3 separate regions of the Mus musculus genome follow, and all the other regions are linked to region 1. The links are chromatin loops, found by intact Hi-C in ENCODE. Cell type or tissue: heart. All regions are shown on one strand.

Evidence for each region. Peaks named below come from ENCODE experiments on the same cell type or tissue, not always from the same donor. Only the 100,000 strongest peaks of a DNase experiment are listed, where the experiment ranks them.
Region 2: it touches region 1 in a loop (3-fold over the local background); 5 of 42 quality-filtered maps call a loop at or near these places.
Region 3: a loop joins it to region 1, with 4 times the contacts of the local background. A loop is called at or near these places in 5 of 42 quality-filtered maps.

Annotation. Positions count from the first base shown.
Region 1 is chr15:31,529,686-31,532,185 of GRCm38, forward strand. Marchf6 (membrane associated ring-CH-type finger 6) reads right to left here and starts at 1,352. Exons shown (of 26, transcript NM_172606.2): 1 at 1,118-1,352. The coding sequence starts at 1,136. It overlaps Gm41287 (a long non-coding RNA gene), which reads left to right and starts at 1,419. Exons shown (of 3, transcript XR_875101.3): 1 at 1,419-2,252; 2 at 2,430-2,500. In heart, no CTCF peak of the experiment used is centred here; DNase peaks (open chromatin) are centred at 806 and 1,446; H3K4me3 peaks cover 2,500 bases; H3K27ac peaks cover 2,411 bases.
Region 2 is chr15:31,601,464-31,603,963 of GRCm38, forward strand. Cct5 (chaperonin containing Tcp1, subunit 5 (epsilon)) reads right to left here and starts at 383. Exons shown (of 11, transcript NM_007637.3): 1 at 138-383. The coding sequence starts at 242. It overlaps Atpsckmt (ATP synthase C subunit lysine N-methyltransferase), which reads left to right and starts at 653. Exons shown (of 5, transcript NM_026546.3): 1 at 653-686. The coding sequence starts at 674. In heart, a CTCF peak has its summit at 1,153; DNase peaks (open chromatin) are centred at 338, 748 and 1,168; H3K4me3 peaks cover 1,642 bases; H3K27ac peaks cover 1,497 bases.
Region 3 is chr15:31,455,594-31,458,093 of GRCm38, forward strand. Marchf6 (membrane associated ring-CH-type finger 6) reads right to left here. Exons shown (of 26, transcript NM_172606.2): 26 at 306-2,500. Gm49208 (a long non-coding RNA gene) reads left to right here. Exons shown (of 2, transcript XR_003951491.1): 2 at 1-766. Among named protein-coding and RNA genes, the nearest start is that of Ropn1l, 3.2 kb to the left of the region's middle. In heart, no CTCF peak of the experiment used is centred here; no DNase peak of the experiment used is centred here.

The sequences.
Region 1 (2,500 bases):
TTATTACTAAACTTTTTATTACTCTAATGACTTCAATACAAGTGCTTGATGGTTCGATTGCATGTAAAGTCGGTAAAATAAAGCCTGAGGTTGAAAAGAACGCTCATTCGAACAAGAATATATCTAAACAGTAAGTATCTGCACTAGTAAGTACATGATCAATAATTTCCTCTACAGACTCACTAATACATCAGTGCCTCTAAAAACTGCTTTAAAACACTTTGCCACAACGTCAGGTAAGCGGCTGCTTTCTACACCCATGTGGCTGCTTTTCTTTCGTGTTCTCTGCTAATTCAAAACAACCGCATCCAAAGTACACGTCCACAAACAAAACAAACAAACCCTTGCTTTGTGGTGACAAGGATTTAGAAGAAACCTAAATATTCGCCTTTCCCTCCTCCAATAGTCTCTAGAAACCGTCCCCTCTCGGGTCTGGTCAGTGCAGTTAGGGTAAGGCAAACAGAGAGCAAGATTTTGCAGCAGGGGTCAGTTCAGTCCACTCAGCAGTCGTCACCTCGCGGGGTATTTTCCGCGAAGTTTCAAAGTCAACAAAGAAGTTGTGTGGCAGAGGTTGGGCCTACAGGACAACAGCAAACAGACTCGAACACGGAGGGGGGAAAAACGAGTGGGGGAGGGGAGTGGAAACGCCCCCGGACTTCGCACTGCGGCCCCCTCCTCCGCGGACCGCGGGATGGCGGTGGCCGGGGCCCCGATCTTCCACACCGTCAAGTCCCCGGCAGCCCCACGCCTCGGGCACCCTATGGTCTCCAGCGCCCCACTTCCCGACATCCCCATGTCTCGAGCACCCCACGTCGCGACACCCCCACGTCCGGGATGTCCCACGTCCCGGCACCCCACGTCTCGGACACCGAAGTCCTGGCACCCCAGTGTCCCAGCCGAGGCTGAGTCCTCGTCGCCCGCGGGAACCGGCGGGGGGCGCGCAGAGGGTCACCTTCCGATCCGAGCCCGCTGGAGGACCAGCTCGAGCCGCGCGCTCGCCCGCCCGCCCGCCCGCCCGCCCGCCGGGCAAGCAAACTGCCCGCGGGATCCGCCGCGAGCGCCTCGGCCCGACTGGAGCGCGGGCGCCGCTGCAAGGGCGCGGGCGCCGCCGCCTCACCTTCCTCGGCGGTGTCCATCTTGTCTGGGGGGCGGCGGTGACGCAGCCGCGAGGCGCCCGCGACCCGGCAGAGCCTCGGGGCCCGAAGGGAAAGGCGGGCGGGCGGGCGGGAGGAGTGGAGGAGGAAGAGGACGCGGGCCGGGCAAGTGCGTGCGCTCGGGTGCGAGAGGAAGCCGGTCGCGGGCGAGGGGGACAGGGACAGCGACTGACAGAAAGCGAGCGCCGGGGAGGGGGGAGGGGCGCGCGGCCGAGCGACGGGCCTGGGCGGGGCGCGCGGCGGAAAAGGCGGGGCGCCGGAGCGCTGCGCGTCACATCCGGCGCGCGCCTTCGCTCGCGCTCGCGCCGGGCTCGCGGAGGCGGGGGCGGGGTGCGAAACACGGCCTGACTGGTGGCGAAGGCTGCGCGCGGGATGGAGACTGAAAACCTAGAGGCAGGCGGCAGGCACCTCGCGGAGGGGCGGCTGCGGCGGCGGCGGCGCGGGCGCGTTCCGGGACAAAAGGAACGCGGAGCGGCGGGAGCGAGCCCGGCGCGCACGCCCGCCCGCCCGCCGGAGCGGGTGTGGGGGACAAAGGGTCCCAGCTTGGGGTACCCGACCGCCACTCCCGGGGCGTTCAGAGTCGGCCCCGGAACGAGCATTTTTGGTTCCGCTCTTGAGTGGTTCTGAGGCACGTCTGAAAGAATTACAGAAGCATCCCTAAGATGGAAAAAGACGAGCATCCAGGTTATCAGAATCTCTCCTGGGGAGGCTTATGCAATTGAGTGGAAAGACCACGTCTTCACAGCTGAAAGCCAACATTGAATCTACCTCTAAGGGAAATGGGTTCAGATGGCGACACAATTAAGGGAAGCTTACCTGGCCAGAACTAAATGGCTGATGAAAGAATGATGAAAGACTCAGACCTGCTCGCATCAGTAGGCCACCTTCCTCACATAATCCTTAGAGCTTTCTCTAAATAAGATAGTACAGATTAGAAGAAAAGTGTTTCCAACCCGGATGCTTAAACGTGCACATAACGGAAAGTAGATTCAAGAAACGGAATTTTGGCCGGGCAGAGGTGGTGCATGCCCTTAATCCCAGCACTTGGGAGGCAGAGGCAGGTGGATTTCTGAGTTGGAGGCCAGTCTGATCTACAGAGTGAGTTCCGGGACAGCCGGGACTACAGGGCTACACAGAGAAACCCTGTCTCAAAAAACCAAAAAAAAAAAAAAAAAAAAAAAGTTATGTGACTGTTTTTGTTTTAACCCCAGGTGTGGGATATGGGGCTGCTTCAGATGGGCCACAACCGTTAACTATGATTGTCTCGTACTCTAGGAGGGGAGTGATCTAAATGGCAGTCTCCAGAGCAGTGGGAGGTGCTTTGAGGAAGAAGAAGTGGGGAGAGG
Region 2 (2,500 bases), 72 kb after region 1:
CCAAAGGGGCTCCCCGGCACCGGAGATTCTCGAGCTTTCGGGCCAGCACATGGCCGAGCTGCTCTCTCGCCAGCGCAGGCGCACAAGCGCTCCGGCCCACTCCCTTCATCCCGCGGCTTCGCGTTCCGGGCCGTTACCTTGAGGGCCTCAAGCCCCATGAGACGGGACTTGCGATCTTGGTCCTTGATAATGAGAAAGGGGCGCCCATACTCATCGAAGGCGAGGGTCCCCACGGACGCCATGGTGGACGAACTAGAACGAGCGCTCCTCCAGTAACCAGCGGGGACCACTCGGGAAGAGAGACACACCGCACCTCCCTCTCGCGAGAGGACGCAGAATCCCGCGCATGCGCAGTGCAGACCCCGCGACTTACTTTTCAACAGTGACTTTTTTTACGCCGCAGAGTAGCTTCTGGAATCGGCCGCTGTTGGGAACGTCCGTTTTCCACGAACCGAGGGGGGGGGTGTTCGAAACTTAGAAGGCGACGTCTAGCACACAAATGCTAATACTAGACATAATGTAGTCACTGATTCAAGGATTTAAGTTTTCAAAGTTTTTGAATCCAGAGTTGCAGCGGGGAGCTTATTTCCTTAAGATATTTTTCTTTTCTTTGATTGCCGCCCGGGCTCTAAGACGTTGGTAGATTCCACTTCCGGTCTCCCCGGAACGCGCGATGGAGCGAGTAGGTGAGGTTTGACCGGCCTGGCGGCGGGCGATATAGTTGTCTGTGGCGCGGGCGCTTGTGGGGATCGGGCGCGCGTGGCTGCGGTGCTCTCCGTCCCGCGCCGGTCGTGGCTACCACAGTGCTTGCTGGGGGCTGCTGTCCGCACCTCCGTGCACAAGACTCACTGCTCAGCCCGATCCTAGGTCGGCTGGAATCCACCCTGCGGTGGACGAGCTGCTGCTTGGAAGCTATTGAGCCTGTAGCTTTGTTTTCTTGTCTGCAAAGATAATAATAATAATAATAATAATAACAATAATAACAGCAATAACAACAACAATAATGACAAAATAATAGCAACAAAAACAATAATAATAATAATAATGATAATGCCTACTTCACAAGGTTGCTGGACGTGCCTGGTCGTCAGCACATAGTATTTGTCCTTAACTTCCCAGGTTACACAGATCCTGGGCCTTCCCCGCGCGTGTACTGTAGGTGGAGACAAAGTAGCACCGGCTGGTGCTCAGAGTCTCTTGTTCTCAGCGTTTTGCTGTTAGAAAGATACCCCGTAAGGGTAACTGCACGGTACGTCTGCCAGAAATCACGATTCATTTTATAAGCTCGGATTTATTTGTGACGAGTTTCCAGTCTCTCCACTCGTACCCCACAGAACAGAAACTGTCCCTGCCGTATTGTCTGTTTTTATTAGGTACTCAAAATTAGAGTGCATATAACCTGTATGACAGTAGGCTAGCTTTCAGGTCTGTGCTGTTACATGACACAGATTGACATTATGTCAGGACAAGGTTTTTAAAGTTAACACAAACAAGGTTTCATTGTGACATTTTCATTCATATATATATATGTAATTGTACCTTGCCATTGACCTATAAGCTGTCCTCATTATCCTCTCTCCTCCTGGTCTTCCCTCTCAACACAGCACACACACTTGTATACAACAAGATTCTGCATCTGAGCGAAAACATGATGGTTCTGAGTCATTAGTTTACAGTTGAATAAAGCTCTGTGTGTATGTACACCACACTGTATCCATTCCACTGTTGGTGGACATCAAGCTAGGTTCAAGAAAGACTTCAAGGATGGCACGGCAAGTAAAGGCGCTTGTTGCCAAGCCTGACCGCTTGTGCTAGGTCTCGGTCCCACGTGGTGCAGGAGCGAGCAGATTCCCACGTGGGTCACAGACCGCCTTCCAGTCAGGCGGCTGCTCCGCTCCCACTCTTCTTGCTTGCACGGGCCCAGTGGTTCGATGCTTTTGCCCTCAGTTCAGATTCCTAGTTTCCTTTCCCCTGTATTCCTTCAGATGCTCATACATAGGCTGACACGTCTTTGCCTCAGTTGGTTTCTACAACTCAAAGGCCAGCTGGGAGACCCTGGAGACCGGGGCGTCATTATTGTCTACCTTCTGGCTTTGTGCATGTGTCTACAGGTGAGGCAGACCTTGGGCCATCTGATTTGTGTTTAACTGTCGTAGCCCAAATTGATACAGTATGATCTGTCTATGACAGAAAGAATTCTTTCTTTTTTTAAAAAAGGGATTTATTTATTATTATACATAAGTACACTGTAGCTGACTTTGGATGCACCAGAAGAGGGTGTCAGATCTGATTACTGGTGGTTGTGAGCCACCATGTGGTTGCTGGAATTTGAACTCGGGATCTTTGGAAGAGCAGTCAGTGCTCTTACCGGCTGAGCCATCTCGCCAGCCCCCCAGAAAAAATTCTTATTTAAATAATAATACTTAGGTTCATCTGTAAGGTACTGGTTAGGAGCAACATGGATGAATCCAGAGGATATCATTTTAAGTGTAGTAAGATG
Region 3 (2,500 bases), 74 kb before region 1:
GGGGCTTCACGCCTTCCAGTAGTAATGCTCTCCGTCCATTCAGTGCATGGGCAGGGGCAGACGTGTCCTCTGCAGCAACACTTTCCACCCACTGTCAAGCTTCAGATAACTGTTTTTCTTTCAACTATAAACACCTATATTCTTTTGGGGTGGGGCCTTCCTGTCACTCAGGCTCCAACAATCCTCCTGCCTGTTTCCCAGCTAGCTGGGCCACACACATGTACCACAGCACCAGCCTCAAACTTTCAGAAATTAAAAAGCAATCTTACATCAAAGAAAACACACAGCCAAAAAGAAAACAAGGCTACAACTAACATTCACTTTATTCAATTCTGTTCTCTTAACTCGGAAGGCAACAAATGACCACATAAAAAAGGGAGCATTTTTGAATATATACACATAAAATTGATCTGGGTACAGGTGTTTACTGTAATAGAAAACCGACCTCCCACATCACTAAGTGTTCTAATTCACTCCTAAACAGACACCCCTAGGCCTTAGTCACTCATTTCCATCTAAGGTTCTATAGGATTGTCATGATTACAAAATGAGGCACTCAGACAGATAGACAGGAATGGAGACATACATACACATGTATACTGTCTTATTTTTATATTAATGCCAAAGCTATTATTGGAGAGTATCTGAAGAAGCCCTTACTCACGACAGCTGTTTTAAATCTTTGACAACAACAGCAATAAGCTGAAACAAAACATCTGATTGACAGGGCAAATTAAGTGCCCCGCTACAGGGCAATTTAAGCAAAGAATTTAAAGACCCTTCACAGATGAGGTCTCTAGTAACACTTCAGTGGTACTATGTCATCTCTCCCCTTGATAATGACTGAACAGTTACGATCCTAGAGGATTGTTTTAAACAAGAACTTTGAGCATCACAATGTAAAATGAGGCATCACAGTAACTAGCCTGATATTCTCCACCCCAGAGAGGAGAGGAAGGAACTAATTTGGAGCACCGTGCCAAGTGCCAAGTTCTTGCATAATGGCACTGGCTCCTGTGTCTGCAAACACAACAGGGTACAAATGTCCAATGCGTATTTTGTGTTTGTCTTAAAAATTCATCAACTCAACCTGAATTTAGGAATATACTTTAATAAAGCATTTGTGCGACACAGAAGCGACATGTCTGATAAACTCATAGGAGGATTGTCCCTTGAGGGGAGGGACCATCTTGAGAATTCACAGTAATAACAGCTATACTGACTGTTAAAACAAAAATTACTGTTCAATACATGTCTTATCTCCCTACCCTACCCCCGGAGAACGGGAGTGGGGGCTGGAACCACAACTATAAACATGGAACATTAAGGCTAGCTACACACAAATTTTACATTGGCATTTTCTTCAGTTTTCATCTAAACTATTAGTACTTTGTAGTTTAAAAATCAAACCATAATTTGTTAATAATGAACAACTATACATTTCGAAGTGACCATCTGATAACTGGTCATGTAAAACTAATCCCAAGTGGTGATTTGTCTTCAAATTATCAATAATAAAGCACAAAGGTCTTTCCTAGTAAACTCCCTTGAAGACTGGGTGTTAGCCTAATTCAAAATGATGCACATCTCTATAAATTTCCTGTAAAGACCGGCAGCAAATAGGAACACCTTCTGAATTGAGGGTTTTAAATGTTTATGATATTGTTGAATAAAACCTGTATGTCACCCTAGCAAATGTTATGCACAATAAATCCCCACGAGGACATCATCTTCCTGAAAGCCACTGGACAAAGCACACAGGAGAGCAGGCCCTGCCAGTGAGATGGGGCCCACCTTGGCAATCGGCGCTGTTTGTGGTTGTTCTCAGAAAAGCATCCAGTAAGCTCACTTACAATTCCAGATGACTGAGAATGCTTAGCTTTTTGTGGTAGATCCATAAATTGTTTAAAAATTAAAAATGAAACCTGAATGTTATATGTCCAATATACCAGCATCAAAAGATTAGGCTTTATAGACATATTCCCATTGACAGGTGGCACTGCATTTTAAAATGCTAATTCTTTATGGAAGGACAAAGTCTGAGAGTGAAGGTAGGCTTGCTACAGGAGAGAAAGGCTGTTACAAAATGACAGTGTTAACACTGGATCCATGGCAAGACTGTTTTTGTTTTTTAAATATAATGCTGCTTTAAAACAAAGTATTTGCTTATTACTTAGTGAATTTAAGAACGACAAAAAGACAAAATCAAGAAAGGAACAAAACCAGAAAGCATTGCTCTTAATCTTTTGTTTGGCTTTGTATTTAGAGGTGGGGGTGGGCCCTCAGACCTTTCCAACTATGGGTTTAATACTCCATGGAACTCTTTACAGTCTATGAAAGCTTCTAGCACTATCCTTATAATACACCTTTACCATTAAACACTTGAATGACGTACAACCATCCTAATCTTTTAAACTTTAAACATGAAGCTTGGGCTAGGGGAACCAGGCTTCCTCTGAGTATTAAATTCTCTAAAATCTCACAGCATTTCTCCAATGCA